Regions from separate parts of the Homo sapiens genome. Here region 1 is linked to region 2. Evidence: read pairs that join two places in POLR2A ChIA-PET (ENCODE). Cell type or tissue: endothelial cell of umbilical vein. All regions are shown on one strand. Each heading gives the region's core, and the rest is flanking DNA. Links, peaks and the distances in the headings are about the cores only. Region 1 holds the start of SNORA98 (small nucleolar RNA, H/ACA box 98). Region 2 has its middle 12 kb from the start of SF3B5.

Evidence for each region. ChIA-PET counts read pairs that join two places held together with the same protein. Peaks named below come from ENCODE experiments on the same cell type or tissue, not always from the same donor. Only the 100,000 strongest peaks of a DNase experiment are listed, where the experiment ranks them.
Region 1: POLR2A ChIA-PET joins it to region 2 with 5 read pairs; 2 of 35 experiments call an interaction of 5 or more read pairs at or near these places.

Annotation. Positions count from the first base shown.
Region 1 is chr6:144,402,074-144,410,420 of GRCh38, forward strand. UTRN (utrophin) reads left to right here. Exons shown (of 75, transcript NM_007124.3): 3 at 1,050-1,111. SNORA98 (small nucleolar RNA, H/ACA box 98) reads left to right here and starts at 3,582; the gene lies at 3,582-3,694. In endothelial cell of umbilical vein, for the core only: no CTCF peak of the experiment used is centred there; a DNase peak (open chromatin) is centred at 5,018.
Region 2 is chr6:144,079,581-144,087,927 of GRCh38, forward strand. No RefSeq gene overlaps it. Among named protein-coding and RNA genes, the nearest start is that of SF3B5, 12 kb to the right of the region's middle. RefSeq lists a silencer at 3,724-3,873. In endothelial cell of umbilical vein, for the core only: no CTCF peak of the experiment used is centred there; no DNase peak of the experiment used is centred there.

The DNA.
Region 1 (8,347 bases), core at 102-8,101, 320 kb after region 2:
CTGGCTTTAATAGAAAATCGTGGAGTGATGGAAGAGTATGATTTGAAGAGGTCCAATGAATATTTATTTATCTACCTTGCTTACACTTTTACTGTAATCATTATAACAACGAGCTGAACACCAGCTCTTCGTCAAGTGCTTTTCATTTATATTCACTAACCTTTACAATACTCTTGCAAGCTAGGTATTATTTATCCCCATTTTACAGATGAGAACTGTGAGGAAAAGCGATGTTATAATGACCCAAGGTCACACAATAAATGGATTGGGACACCGTCTATTTGGTTCTAAAGAGAAAGTCCTTTTCTCTTTTTGTTAGCCACATGGACTCCTTGTATGTAACCAAATCCTTCTACCCATATTTCAAAAGTTCAGGGTGGTCAGTCTTTTAAAGTAACTTTTCTTTTTTTTATGGCTCAGAAAATGAATTTGTAATCAAAACCAAAACGGATAATGGTTTTAAATTCTTCTGATTTTTCTACCTGTAAAAGTTCGTATAGATCAAGATCATTAAAACCTCATGCCAATCTTACTACAGGAAAATGGGTTACAAGATTGACCATAAACCTTATACTGTCATTCTAGAGGGTGTAGGACCAGTATGAAGAGGGAGGAAGTCACGAATTCCTGAGTTTTTATTGGATAACTTTAATTTTTGTTTTTAGCATGCTGACATTTTGATTATGCTGAAATTTTACTTGCACAAAATGTAGCAGAAAGTGCTACGGGTACTAGCTGGAAAGTAGGGCTCTGATTTGATCCGATAAACCTGGATTTGGTCACTGATGGCAGGACTCCGGGGTTTAGGGTGAGACAACCTGGTCCCTTGGGAAAGGTGCCCGAGCCTCCCTCTGTTGTAGGCAGTGTTGGGCTCCATAAGTGTACCGGGCAGTCATCACATTCTGCATTAGCTCCGCCTCATTGTGCTCAAGGAGCTCGACTAATAGGACTATTTTAAACTCTCCAGGATAGAGATAACCTTATTTGGTGCTTTACTAAAGGTACAGACTCTCATACTTTTTCCTTCTCTTTCTTTTTCCATTCCACAGATGAACACAATGACGTACAGAAGAAAACCTTTACCAAATGGATAAATGCTCGATTTTCAAAGGTAACTGAGACTTTCAAAAACTTCGATGGTTCAGATGCCGCATTCTGATTGAAGGAGTTTGGTTGGAAGTGCAGTGAATTTTCCCCAGGAAATGTCACCTAGCCGAAGTCTTCTGAGTATGCAGATACATTTGTTGTTCCTTTATTCTGTCCTAAAATATGTTTAAACGGAAATTCTCATGCACATAGTTTATGGGACGCTATTGACTTTTACCTGGCCTTCTCCAGATATCTAAGGCAGCAGTTAGCTGCTTTCGATTCTGTGAATCCTGGGTACATCTTGGAAAAGAATATATCATTGGGAAAATTTTTGAGTTCTCTTGGTTAAGAGGATGATGATTTCATTTTGCCTGGTTAAAACCAAATGTTATAATTCAGGCAGTCTTTCTACCCTGTCAGAAATATTTATGGATTTTTATTCTTGTGGATGTGGCTAATAATATTTATCTGCCTTGTGGGTTGTTTTTTCTTGTGTACTTCCTTAATTCCTCCCCCACCCCAAAGATCTACTCTTAGCATTTCTAACCATTTAGAACATAATCAATGCTTTGAGCAATATTTTTTCATAGGGGCAGAGCATGCTGAAGAGAGGAATTGTCAGTGCTATTTTCAAATCTGTTCTAATATGATTATCTATTAGTTATTGGTGTTGGAATTTTGTGCACTAAGCCTGAGGTAGGAGGAGAGTTTTCAGGATAACAGATTGTTTAGGACTCTTCTACAACAAGATGAAAAATAGAAGTTTCTCAGAGAAACACTGTTGTGGTCTTTTAAATAGTATAAAAGCTATTTTAATGAAGAGTTGCTTTTCAAAATTTTTGGTTGCTTTTCAAAAGTTGTAAAGGTCAGAGAGACAAACATTGGTATTTCTTGAGGAAAAATGAGGATATCTTAAGGTTACTTTGAGTAGCAGCATAGTTTAAAAAATGCTCCACGTCCCAATATTTATAGTTGGTTATTTGATTTCACTGCTTTTTGGGCTTTGCGAGTTTATCTTGAGGGGTATTTTATCTTGCCTGTGAGTATGTAAGGAACATGAAAACCAACTTTGACAGAGGGTTAAAAATACAGAGAATTAGAACATAAAGGTGCTTGCATAATTGGCAGTTATATGTGTAGGATTATTCCAAATCACATGCAGGTGTGTTTTGGTAAATTTTAGTTTGTTTTATTCCAGAGACACAGGTAACATATGTGCATCTCGGGCTTGACATGAATAAAAACTTTTGAACTATTCATCTGCATGTGACCATTTTCCAGAGAATGTAGTTTTAGCAACTGGGAGTCTGGATATGAGGTGTTTTATTCCAGTGGTCTTATGATTGCTCATAAAAGTAAGATTATTTTTCCTGGTTATTCACGAGGATAACACAGTAATTGTTTAGATAGAACAAGTGAAGCAGTTTTTAGCAGCTTAATTTAGTCTTTGGGGAAGAATTGCCTTAGAACTAATTTTGAAGATTGTTTTGAAAGCATTAAACTTGGTAGACCTAAGTTTAGAGAGCATTTGAAACTGGGTAAATTACTTTTTACCTATTTATGAAAATGGAGAGAAATAGGTAGTAAAATAGGACATGGAAAGGGTTTGTAGAGGAAGAGAGATGACAACTGAGACAGAATAATTGAAAAGAAATTTCTCAATATTTATGGTGGGTCATTGACACCTTTAAAAAGACCTCAAAGAAAACAAAATCTGGTAGTACCAGACTAGTTTATTAAATGAACTTGATATTTAAATTTGTGCATTTATAATGTCTATTATTTTGCAATTAAATGGGGCTTTAAGTCCCATGTAAATTGTTTGCCCTGGAATATTTGTATTTCTTACCAAGATACTGGAAAAGACTTGGTAATTTTTATCATTTTTAGTAAAAGTTATAGTTAGTTTTAGCTAAAAGCTTCTCTATTAGTGTTTGGAGATGGTAGTTTCTAAGCTCAGCTTCTGTGTTAGTGTTTGGAGATGGTGTTTGGAGAAAAACTACCAAACGTGGGATGACTCTGAAAACTTTTATTTTCATCTAGCAAGAAATCAAAACCTAGAAGGAATTTATCTGAGAAATTATGAATATTTGGAGATGGGAAGCTCATGGCAGTGACACTAAACATCCACATTATTTTTTCTTTCTTCTGGCTGTCTTAAGACCATAAGTTGGATTGCTTCCAATTGGGGATAGTGAAAGAGGGAGTAACACATTTCTAGACTGGGAGATTTCCATAGACTCCCATGTGGCTTAACTCTTGCTGAGCTGGGGAAAGACCGTATTCATGCCTGGTATTACTAGGTAATGCGAGGATAGAACAAGAAAAAAAAATAAATCCCGTTGAAGGGAACGAATTTTTTTTTTCATTTTTAAAAATCCATGTCCTTTGGTACATTGTGGTGGGTTTTACAATATAATTTTTCAGTGGGTCCACTACTTCCCTACAGTGTGGGTTCCTAAACAGAGCAACAGGACCTCTGTGCTGAGAAATCCAAACAGACACTGATGGCACCTTCTGCCATTTAGGAATTTGTTTTAAAACAGACATTTGTCTAGATATTTCCTTTGTGGCCTCCTCCCCATCAAAAGTCAATCAAACATCGAGCCTTGTTAATTCCAATACCTACATATATTCAAAATTGTCCACTTACTCTATGTAGAGTGACACGTCTCTTTTCCAAGGCATTGTTATTTGTATTAGAAAAAATGGTGAGAGACTTTACAATGGGCAAAAAACTAGTGGGTGTCCTGTTAGCTCAGGCATCTGAATTATCTCTGCCTTTAATTACTTTTGAGCTACTTTACGACTAGGTAAGTTGTGGAAAATAGGTATGCAAATGATTCTTATCCATAAAAATGAAAATTATTTGTAAAGCAGTTAATTATTACTCCTTGGATAGACCAGTTTTTGCATCTATTGCAAATCTATTTCAGTTTTCATTTTTCTTGTGTAAAACATGTGTTTTTAAAAATTTTCCCCTGAACTGGTTGTAACAGCTTACTGGGTCCCTCATTAATTAATGAGTTAAATAAATCTTTGACAGACATTATTATCACATTGGTTTGAGAGTTATGACTTTACCTTGTTGGAAAATTATCCTTGAATACATGGACCACTGTGATAATCTGCTAATTGGTTCTTCCATTCCATGCTCCACCTTCTCCATCTCCCTTTCCTTTTTTTTTCTTTTCTTTTTTTTTTTTTTTTTTTTTGAGACACAGTCTAGCTCTGTTGCCCAGTCTGGAGTGCAGTGGTGCAATCTTGGCTCATTGCAGCCTGCAGCCTCTGCCTCCCAGGTTGCAGCGATTCTCCTGCCTCAGCCTCCCTAGTAGCTGGGATTATGGGCGCATGTCACCATGCCCAGCTAATTTTTGTATTTTTAGTAGAGATGGGGTTTCACCATGTTGGCTAGGCTGGTTTCAAACTCCTGACCTCAAGTGATCCGCCTGCCTCGACCTCCCAAAGTGCTGGGATTACAGGCGTGAGCCACCACGCCCGGCCTCCCCTTCCATTTTCAAGAGAGTATCTACGGTGCTTCTAAAGGGTAAACCTGAATACCTTTTTCTCTTCTGTAAGCTCTTTCGTTGGGTGCCCATTTTCCTTTTTTTAAAAAACACAATTAAAAATTGAAATTGTATAATTTTTGGTATATAGTGTGATGTTTTGGTCTTACTTGGTTCTTAAAGCTCTAAATAGCTGCCTCCCAATTTACTCCTAATTTTATTTTACTTTCCTCTCGCTCCCTCATTTTGCTCCAGCCACACGGCCTTTGCTTACCATCCCGGTGGGCCCTCCCTGGCCTTTGCACACAGTCCTTTCTCTATCTCTTCCTGGCCAGCTCCTACCCCTTCCTGCTTGTCTGAGCTTAAATGTTGCTTCCTGAAGGATCTCTTTTCTGAGCTCCCAGACTAGGGTAGATAAGCTGTATACTCTCAAAGTGTTATGATTTGAAGCACTTACCATACTGTAATTTAAATAGTTGCCAGCCTTTTTTCCTAGGTTAGACATAAACTCTGTGGGTGCAGGGACTTTCTATTTGCTTATTGGCATATCTTTTGGCATTTAGTAGGTATCCAGTAAACTATTTGTAGGCTTAATAAATAAATGAATGACAATGACATAGACATACATTGAATATGCCTAATTCTATATGTTCATAAGCCACTTGGGGATGGTTGCATTGGAGAGACAGGAGTAGAGTTTAGGACTGAGTGCAACATGGCATGAATTGTGCTAAGTCCTGGATATGAATACAATGCATCAGGACTTTTGCTGCATTATTGACAAAAATAAACAAATCCAGCTATCCAAACTTTCCCTATTTACCTGATTTCTTGGAGTTGTGCTGCAGTGATTGTTAAATAACCACTTGGACTTAATGCATATTATTGTTTTATTTACCCAATACAATTCTTCACATAGGGTCTAACTATTAAATTCACTGTGAAGAAAAATAAGACTTAAAACTTAAAGCCAGAACAATTCTTTTCTTGATAAGGGATTTGGTAAAGAACTTGAGAATAATATCAGTCTAAAACCATCTTTTAATTTGTAACTGTAAATGAATATACAGTAACCAAGACAGTGCTCACTCAAAATATGTATTCTTTTTGCTGCAAATCCTTGTGAACATATCATGGAGTATACAGTGCTTTGGAATTCAGGATCCTGAGAAGTCATAGTGTAGAGTAAATTATGGCTCTTGGATTTTTAAAAGTTATGAAGAGCTCAGAAAAAGTGATTATCTAAAAAAAGCTAAAAATTAGGAAATTAAACACTTATTTCTGGATATCCTGCTCATTTATTTATGACCTCAGGCAAATTATTAGTCAATTTTTTCAGATCACCTGGTCTACATTTCCATAGCCATAAGACGCAATCGATCATTATTACCTTCCTTATATCGTGAAGAAATATTGAGGCATTGCTGAGAAGTGTATAGGAGATGATAATTACTTAGGAATGCAAAATAAAAACCCTATCATATACCTCGAATCTGTGATAGTCCTGATCTGTGGATCCGTGCCACACGTAAACAGAAAAGGGAAAAAGCACTGGCTCATTAAGCCCGCGTTCTTCCATTGTATGGTGTGTATGACTTGAGTGTTTTGCCCCTTCTAAATTTCAGAGCCTCTGGCTTGTTAGCCGGCCGGTCTCCCAAGGGAGGCAGCAAAGGCCTCATTGCTTTGCTTTGGGAAATTTGCTCTGACTTTGAGCCTGCATTTTCTTTGGCTGACTTTCAGAGCTGCTCATCTGGCAGAGCTGAAAACATACAAATTGCAGAAGTTCTTTTATCCATTTGGTGAGATGGTTCTCTAAAGAGGCTTCACAAATAAAGGTTAGGTAGAAAATATGCAAAATTAAAAATGCTGAACTTGAGTTTGTGCAAATCCCTGCTTTTCTCTTTTCTAAGACACAGATGAGCCAAGTTTTCATGTAAGTTACAATTCCAACCTTGAAATTCAAATTGACAGAACGTAAGAGAGGAAAGCCATGAAGCATTTTTTATGGATTCCAATATGGAGAGCTATTAAGATGTTTTCCTTTAGGAGACAGTGAGACATTGCTTTTAGATTGTTTTCCTACTTTTTTCATGTTGGAAGTTAATAATCACTAAAATAAGGGTGGGAAAAGATGTGGAGGGAGATTTGTACAGGAGGTGCAATAAAAGGAGCCCAAACCCTTTTCCACCTCTAGATATTCAGTCTTCTCTTTAGTACTGTAAAGAGGCTGACAGGCTTCCTGTGTGAAGATAAATCCCATCTATAGTAGAGGCTTGAGCTTGAAGAGTTACACATTGGGTCTGCCATTGGTTTATTTCATGAGTATGCATATGGCAACTCAACTGATTGTTTTAGGAGCCATACACATTCAAGTGGTTCCTTAAAAAGAAATGTGAATTTGTGTCTATTCACTAATACCTCTAAAAAGAAAACAATAAAATGTACTCCATATTCTTAAACACCAGCTTCCAGATACTTTGGCTATACTTATGCAAGCTTTGTTGTTGTTGCTGTTTGTTTTGTTTTCATTCAATTTGAATTTTTAAAATTTGATTTTTGTCTCAAAATTGTTTGTAAAATGAACTTCACCTTGGTTAAAACTAAAAACAAATGATTAAAATTAAAACTGTCAAGTATTATTTAATATGCTATGCTTTGATGAGTACTTAATACAGGGTTTTGATTCAGCCTATTGGTATTCATAATTGTGAAGCAAATTTGGTAGTCTTTGTAATTGACGATCAGTTTAGAAATTGATCAACTGGGAGGAAATGACTTTTCACCCTTCACTTAGGAAGGAGTGAGCAGGACCACCTTCCTTGTGCTTTCCCATTCAGCCTCTTGTGGCCCCACCATCTCTAGCTTCAGAGATGGGCTCTGGTGGTGCAGGGAAGGGTGGGCTTATGCCAGGGTGGGAAGTAAGGTATCAAGAGGGGATTGCTGAGAGGTAGTGGTTGAGGGGAGAGAATCTCTACCTATTACACAGAGCAAGGAGACACTGGACCCATTTCCAGCTGTATCTGGCCTGGGAAGCTTTTAGCTGCAATTGCCACAGGTAACCATCCACCAGCCATGAGGGGAGTCACACTTAGGGGGAAGCTGACATTTATTTTTGTTATTATTTGTTGGAGAAATAAAAAACCCTGCCAACACTGGTACCTCTGGTTACCAACATAGAATACAGAGAAAACACAATTTACAATTAAGTGTGCATGTATGGTTAAGTGCATGCAGGCAGTTGGCTAAAGACGTCAAAGTCTGGACAGAATTTCACACAAATATTCAGTAAAGTGGGAGAAAGAACAATGAACACTTGTCTCTGTGAGAGACAACTAGATGTGCCTTGTTGTGATAGTCTCTTGTCCACCTTCTCAACAACTCCTGTGTTTAACTTAGCTTGAAAAACTGGAGACTGGATTTATCTATTTCCTGACCAAAAAAATTGGGTCTATTTTGTTTTAAGGAGACACCCTAAGGGAAGGGAAGGAGCAGTGTACCTGCCTCTCCTTTATATATATTGAACAAAGGAACTTTGATTTTATTTACCTTTACACTATCATAATCAGTGCTATTACCAGTGCCTCACCCTAGTCTCATGGAAGCCTATCTTTTGAAGGACTGCCTTCTTCAAACATTTCTACTGTATTGCCAGTTGTGTATACATGGAATAAGCTATATTGTTTCCTGAGTTTGCCTACAGACCTTGCCTGGTATGCATAAAGAGTCAGAGCTTTTTATTTATTTATTTATGT
Region 2 (8,347 bases), core at 235-8,234:
CAGGTTCACGCCATTCTCCTGCCTCAGCCTCCCAAGTAGCTGGGACTACAGGCGCCTGCCACCATGCCCGGCTAATTTTTTGTATTTTTAGTAGAGACGGGGTTTCACCGTGTTAGCCAAGGTGGTCCCCATCTTCTGACCTCGTGATCCACCCACCTTGGCCTCCCAAAGTGGTGGGATTACAGGCATGAGCCACCGCGCCCGGCCCGATTTTTGTATTTTTTGTAGAGACGAGGGTTTTGCCATGTTGCCCAGGCTGGTCTTGAACTTCTTGACACAAGCAATCTGCCCACCTCAGCCTCCCAAAGTGCTGGGATTACAGGTGTGAGCCAGCTCGCCCGGTCTAATACTATCTTTTAAAATAAGCAGTGCTGTTTCAAGGAAACTGTTACTGAAAGCATGCACAGACTCCCAAAGTGCTGGGATTACAGGTGTGAGCTACCTCACCCAGCCTAACATTATCTTTTAAAATAAGCACCACTGTTCCAAGAAAGTTGTTACTGAAGATATCCACAGAGACAGTAGAGGGTAGTTTGAATTAAATCTTTTTTAGGTCTATGTACCATGCACTACCGATATTCAAGTTTCAGTTACTCGGTAAAATAGAAAATATTCAGCAGTTTAGGCTGAAGAATAAGAAACGATGTGTCACTTGGGAAATAATGCCTGCTGTACAAATAAATGCCATATTCCTTGCATTGCTTAACATGGCAGAGATAAGCCAAATGATGTTGCTTATTAACATGCTGGGCATTTGAAATTGCATTTTAGCATTCCTATAAACAGCCTGACATTGAAAGATTTCAGTAATTTAGAGCTGGTTGGAAGAAATTATACTACTTAAAACTCATAAAAATTAGTATCCTCAAGTGCATATTTGAAAAAATGAGTTAGTTAATATCAATATGAATGGGAATTTAAAAAATCAAATGCTAAGTGGGAACACAGGATTTTAGTAGGAGTCTTATATAGGTGTAATATATTTGAATATTTGAAACCTAATAAATATGTGCATATGAAAGCCAATTTATATTATGCAAATTGTCTAGGACCTTGTGTCTGAGGCAAAAAACAGCTCTTATACAAATTAGAAATGATATACTAGAATTGAGAGAGACTTAAAGACCATGTGGGTGCAGGGAAAACTCTTCATTTGTAGAGGAGGGCTAAATTGAATAGATCCGAATATAACTTTCATGAAGGCAGGAGGTAGCCATAATCTCACAAAGAACAAATGTGAGGCAATTTTACAGGCTTTGACTATCAAAGAAACTTTCTGTATGGTGATAACTATGCATATATTATTGGCTCTTTTTTGAAAAACGGAAAGAGCTTTTCCAGAAATACAACAGTGACATGCATCACCACTCAAATTTTGACTATGTACAGAATGACTGTTAGGAGGTCACTTTGGCCTTACAGTGCCCATAATGCTTTCAGAAAGACGTGCCCAGTCAGGTGCAGTGGCTCATGCCTGTAATCCCAACACTTTGGAAGGCTGAGGCAGGCAGATCGCTCAAGGCCAGGAGTTCAAGACCAGCCTGGCCAACATGGTGAAACCCCATCTCTACTAGAAATACAAAACTTAGTCAGGTGTGGTGGCGCTTGCCTGTAATCAGCTACTCGGGAAGCTGAAGCAAGTGAATCGCTTGAACCCTGGAGGCGGAGGTTGCAGTGAGTGGAGATTGTGCCATTATACTCTTTTGGAGACAGAGCAAGACTCCATCTCCAAAAGACATGCCCTTTGACTGGCTCTCTGTGAATAGCATCCTGAGAGTTCCATCTGACTTCCCACTAGAAACATTCCAAGAGTCCTGGCCTGGATAGGGATATTGTTTGAATCTTACTATAGAATTTGTAGTGAGCAGGCCGGGTGCAGTGGCTCACACAGGTAATCCCAGCACTTTGGGAGGCTGAGGTGGGCAGATCACTTGAGGTCAGGAGCTCAAGGCCAGTGTAGCCAACATGGCGAAACCCCATTTCTACTAAAAATACAAAAAAATTGCCAGGTGTGGTGGCATGTGCCTGTAATTCCAGCTACTCAGGAGGCTGAGACAGGAGAATCACCTGAACCTGGAAGGTGGAGTTGCAGTGAGCCAAGATCATGCCACTGTACTCCAGCCTGGGTAACAGAAGAAGACTCTCTAAAAAAAAAAAAATAAAAATAGAATTTGGAGTGATCAAAGTTGCTGGCTTAAAGAGTGAATAAACCCACAAACATGGTCTCGGTTTTGGGGTTTTTTTTGGTTTGTTTTAATACTTCTCTCTCTCTCTCTTTTTTTTTTTTTTTTTTTTGACAGAGTTTCTGCTCTTATTGCCCATGCTGGAGTGCAGTGGTGTGATCTTGGCTCACCACAAGGTCCCTCTCCCAGGTTCAAGCGATTCTCCTGCCTCAGTCTCCCGAGTAGCTGGGATTACAGACATGCACCACCACGCCCAGCTAATTTTCGTGGTTTTAGTAGCCACAGGGTTTCACCATGTTAGTCAGGCTGCTCTCGAATTCCTGACGTTAGGTGATCCACCCTCCTCAGCCTCCCAAAGTGCTGGGATTATAGGCATGAGCCACCGCTCCCGGCCTTAAAAATACTTTTCATTAAATAAATTCATCACCTTTAAACTTTTTTTTCAGATTTTTGATACAGAAGCCTGAATAACCAGCTCAAATGCAGTTCATACATTAAGCATTCTCAGGTGCTCCTACAACAAACGAATAACCTCTGCAATCTTTTTCTACTGTACCCATAACAGTATATACATATTATTTAGCATTCAGTTTCCCATTAGTAATGTACATTTTATCAAAATAAACTTGTGTTATCAAACGAAGAACTCCTTCATGCACATATGCCTTATTTACCATCTTAAAAATTCCTATCTGCATGACACAATCTTTGGAGTGTGGGAAATGTAATTAGTACTTCATGTCTTAGTATATGAATTTTAAAGAAGTTCTAGGGCTGAGAGAAAAGGGTTAAAGATGTATTGGCTTCACTATACTAATCATGTGTTGTTTCTTATCATAGAACAGCAAGAAAGAGATAAGTGGGTGTGGGGGGAGGGGGGAGGGATAGCATTGGGAGATATACCTAATGCTAGATGATGAGTTAGTGGGTGCGGCGCACCAGCATGGCACATGTATACATATGTAACTAACCTGCACAATGTGCGCATGTACCCTAAAACTTAAAGTATAATAATAAAAGAAAAAAAAAAAAAGAAAGAGATAAGTGGGAAGGGAGATAGAACAAAAGCCAGAGAACATGCTGAAGGGCTAGAGGAAAAAAATGAATGTCTAATCAGCTTTCATCCTCATGAGTGTGAACATGCTGGCTTTCCACAATTTGCCTTCCACAAATTTTAAGTCTATTTAAAAGAACTGAAAGACAACGTGCATATTTAGTCCTGTGCTCCCACGATATAGTCATCACCTCCAAAGTCCTTACTGACATGTATTTACCTCAGATTTCACCTTCCATAAATCAATAATTGTTTTCCTCTGCATATGGGAAACATTTTGGTTTTAGCAATATATTTTTTCTTCAAGAAACTAAAGGAATTTTCATGTGATCCTATAAAAATGGGTATTGTGTCACTTTTTATTCAATCAAATATGTATTTTGAGATTTACTTGGCTTGAGACTTTCATTTTATGTGAAATTATCAAGTTATTTGAACATTTGATATTTTTCACACATGCTTATTTGTATGCTGATGATAGAAACAAGTGTGTATTTCTTTGAAAGATGTTGAGGTTAGGAAAAAACCCCAAAACCTATGATGCTTGTCAGACTTGATAAAACTAAACTCACTGAGGTAAGGTTGTTAACACATCAGAAAACATCAGAGTTCCACATTGAACGTAAAGGGTAGAAAGATTCATAATCAATCTATGTTTAGCATTTTTCTGTGTCCCATCTCAACTGTATCCAGTCCTCATTGTTCCTCATGAATTTGTTTGTTCATTTATTTATTCACTTACTCATCATTCAACAAACAGTTATTGTGTCCACTCTGTGTCATGCACCACTCTAGAATCTGGAGATGCATTGGTGCACTACATTTTTTTTTTTTTTTTTGAGACAGAGTCTCACTCTGTTGCCCAGGCTGGAGTGCAGTGGCATGTTCTCAGCTGGGTGCAACCTCCACCTCCCAAGTTGAAGTGGTCCTCCTACCTCAGCCTCCCGAGTAGCTGGGAATACAGGTGCACGCCATCACGCCTGGCTAATTTTTTATTTTTAGTAGAGATGGGGTTTCACCATGTTGGCCAGGCTGGTCTTGAACTCCTGACCTGAAGTGATCTGCCCACCTCAGCCTCCCAAAGTGCCAGGATTACAGGTATGAGCCACCCTGCCTGGCCTACTACTTTTTTTGTTTGTTTGAGGAAGGGTCTCATTCTGTCACCCAGGCTAAAGTGCAGTGGTGGCACAATCATGGCTCACTGCAGCCTTGACATCCTGGACTCAAGTGATCCTCCCACCTCAGCCTCCTCAGTAGCTGAGACCACAGGTGCGCACCACCACACCCAGCTAATTTTTGTATTTTTTTTTTTTTTTTTTTTTTTTGTAGAGATGGCATTTCGACATATTGCCCAGGCTGGTCTTGAGCTCCGGAGCTGAAGCAATTTGCTTGCCTCGGCCTCCCATACTGCTGGCATTACAGGTGGGAGCCACCATGCCCAGCCTCATTTTCTTTATTAATTGTGAGTGCAGGACCTTGTTTTCATAATCTTTGTATTACTCTTTAGTGCTTAGGACTGTGCATTACATGGTCTGACTAGTATTGTCAGTCAACAAATATTTTTCAAATATTTTTAAAGTGTCTATAGTGCATTAAATGCTAAGCTACATGATGAATAGCATCAGCTAAAATTGTTGTTCTTGCTTTATGAGATTTTATCATTTAAAGCAGGGGTCCCTAACCCTTGCTGCAGACCCGTACTGGTCTGTGGCCTGTTAGGAACTGGGCAGCACAGCAGGAGGTGAGCGGTGGGTGAGTGAGCATTACTGCCTCAGCTCCACCTCCTGTCAGGTCAGTGACAGCATTAGATTCTCATGGGAGCTTGAACCCTATTGTGAACTGGCATGTGAGGGATCTAGGTTGCACGCTCCTTATGAGACTCTGAGGCAGAATAGTTTCATCCCGAACCTCCCACACCCACCCCCTCAACCCTCCAATCCTCCAATTCCCCAACCCTGGTTCATGGAAAAATTGTCTTCCATGAAACTGGTCCCTGGGGCCAAAAAGGTTGGGGACTGTTGATACAAAGTCCAAGTTAACCTAGCAGAAAAACACAAGAAATGAGAGATGTTCAGCTCCTAAATTTCATAGGAAAATACACATTTTGCTCTTTCTTTTAAACTGATTTTTAGAAAAATTTATTCTAAGGCTGATACACTTTTTTGCAAGGTGAGATGGACGAAGTAAGATTAAAGAACCTCTCTTGAAAGAGAGGCTGAGAAAATTAGAAGACTGGTTGAGGAGTTTAGATAACAACTGGAAATGGTGGGAGGAAAAGGGGTCAAGCAGAGGAAAGGAAGGGGGAGAAGCTGAGGTGGGTCCAGATGAAAAACAGAGTGGAAGGAGCTGCTTTGTAGAGATTGAAGTGTTCAAGAGTCCATCACCTCTTATACTAACCAATTGATTACATGCCTCCTTTGCTGCAGACTGTGAGATCCACAGAGGCCGTGACCCCATTTGCCCCAGTGCAGGTTCAATAAACGTGTGTTAAATAAATGGCTAAGAGTAAAGGTTCTAAAAATAAGAAGCCTACATTCATATAATACATTAAATCTTTGAAAACACATGACACACACCTATATACTGAGGACATTTTGCCCGCATCTGAGGAGACGTATATGAGAATGTTTGTTGCAGCACTGTCTGAAATAATAAAATGCTGGAAGCATTCTAAGTGCCCTTAATTAGAGAATGCACATATAAATTGTGTAGTATATTCCTATGACATAGCGTTAAAAAGGAATGAACTACATAACTATAGCTCTCAACTTGGATAGATCTCAAAAATATAACGTGTGGGCCAGGCACAGTAGCTCACGCCTGTAATCCCAGCACTTTGGGAGGCTAAGGTGGGAGAATCGCCTGAGCCCAGGAGTTTGGAATCAGCCTGCGTGACATGTGGAGATCCTGGCTCTACCAGTAATAAAAAGAATTAGCCAGGTGTGGTGGCATGCATCTGTGGTCCCAGCTAAGTGAGAGGCTGAGTCAGGAGGATTGCTTGAACCCAGGAGGCTGACTCTGCAGTGAGCTGTGATCGCACCACTGCACTCCAGCCTGGGTGACAGAGTGAGACCCTTGTCTCAAAACAAAAAACAAAAAACTATATATATTTAATTAAATTATGTGTGCAATACCATACTATATAATACCAAAATATATAATATCATGTATAATTCAATTATATGTATAATACCATATCTGTATATACTGTAATACAATTATATGTATAATACATTGGTATATTATATCAATTATATGCATAATACCATATATGTATATGTATAATACGTATATAACCCAGATGTATATAATACCATATATATCTACTTTAAACAGCTTTATTGAGATATAATTTACATCCTGTACAATTCATCCATTTAAAGTGAACAGTTCAGCAGGGCACAGTGGCACACACCTGTAGTCCCAGCTACTCCAGAGGCTGAAGCAGAAGGATTGCTTGATCCCAGAAGTTCAAGGCTGCAGTGCGCCATGGCTGCGCCCGTGAATAGTCACTGCATTCTGGCCTAGGCGACATAGCAAAACTCTGTCTCTAGGAAAACAAAATGAAATAAACTTAAAAATAAAATGAACAATTCAATAGGTTTTGGTAAATGTATTATTAATTTTTAAAATTGCAGTAAAAATACATAACATATAATTTGCCATTTTAATTATTTAAGTGTACAATTAATTCAGTTGCATTAATTCACAGTATTGTACAACCATCACTACTATGTTGTGATTATTTTGGAAATAATTTTCCATTACCCCTAAACAAAAATTCTGTAACCATTAAGCAATAATATGTCATTGCTTCTACCCCAAACTTCTAACAACCTCTATTACTTTCAGTCCTGATGAATTTGGCTATTCTAGGTACATCATATAAATGATATTATACCACATTTGTCTTTTTTGTGTTTTGCTTATGTCATTTAGCATAATATCTTCAAGTTCATCTATATAGCATGTATCAGAACTTCATTCCTTTTTTATGGCAGAATAATATTGCATTGTGGGTATATGCCACATTTTGTTTATCCATTCATCTGTTAGTGGACCTGTGGATTTCTTCCACCTTTTGGCTATTGTAGATAATGCTGCATTGGACACTGGCATACAAATATCTATTCCAGTCCTTGCTTTCAATCCCTTTGGTTATATACCTAGAAATGGAATTGTTGAATCATATGATAATTCTATGTCTAGCTTTTTGAGAAACTGCCAGATAGTTTCATTTGTGTGCATGTATATAGATGTATATACACATATATGCATACATATGCGTGTATATACATATGTACATATGCGTATATATACATATGTATATACATATGTACATATGGGTATATATACATATGTATATACATATGTACATATGCATACATATACATATGTATATACACATATGCATACATATGCACATATATGTATCTATACATATGTGTATGTATGCATATACACATAGATTTTTAAAAACACAATAACACTTCTACATATGGTTCCTGGATACGAATATATGTTTATAAAATCTAATGGCTATAAGGGAAGAACTTACTCATAGAAGTGATTACTTTGGTGGTGGGGGTAGGGTTGGACATGAGGACACAGGAGAGACTGGGCTACAAATGGTCAAAGGAGACAATAGTTTTACCTGCAACGCTTCCTTTCAGTTTTAAAAAGGGGCATAGATACATAATTTGCAAATTGTTTTAAAAATAGAAAAAAGGGAAGGAAATTGGACAAAATTTGAGGTAGAAGTATCTCCATGTTATATTATTCTGTGTACTTTTTTTTGTTTAATTAGAAAGAGACAAACTTTTCTGCAAGGTACACATCATTCGATTCTCATATCAAAACTGATGAATGAGATAGTATTAATACCAATGATATCGTTTTAAAGGCAGAATTCTGAAACAGACAGCAGTGGGCCAGAACCAGAGATGAGTGCCCTAGTCTGCTGGTCCAGGGCTTGGAGGTGAGGAGAGGGAGGCTGAGGTGGTGAACACCCTAAACGCTTTGATGCTGTACCACAGGGCCTCAAATCACCTACTGTATTTTCCCTTCGTTTGTAATGTTACGAAGACACTTCTGCTTTAAAGGCCACTGT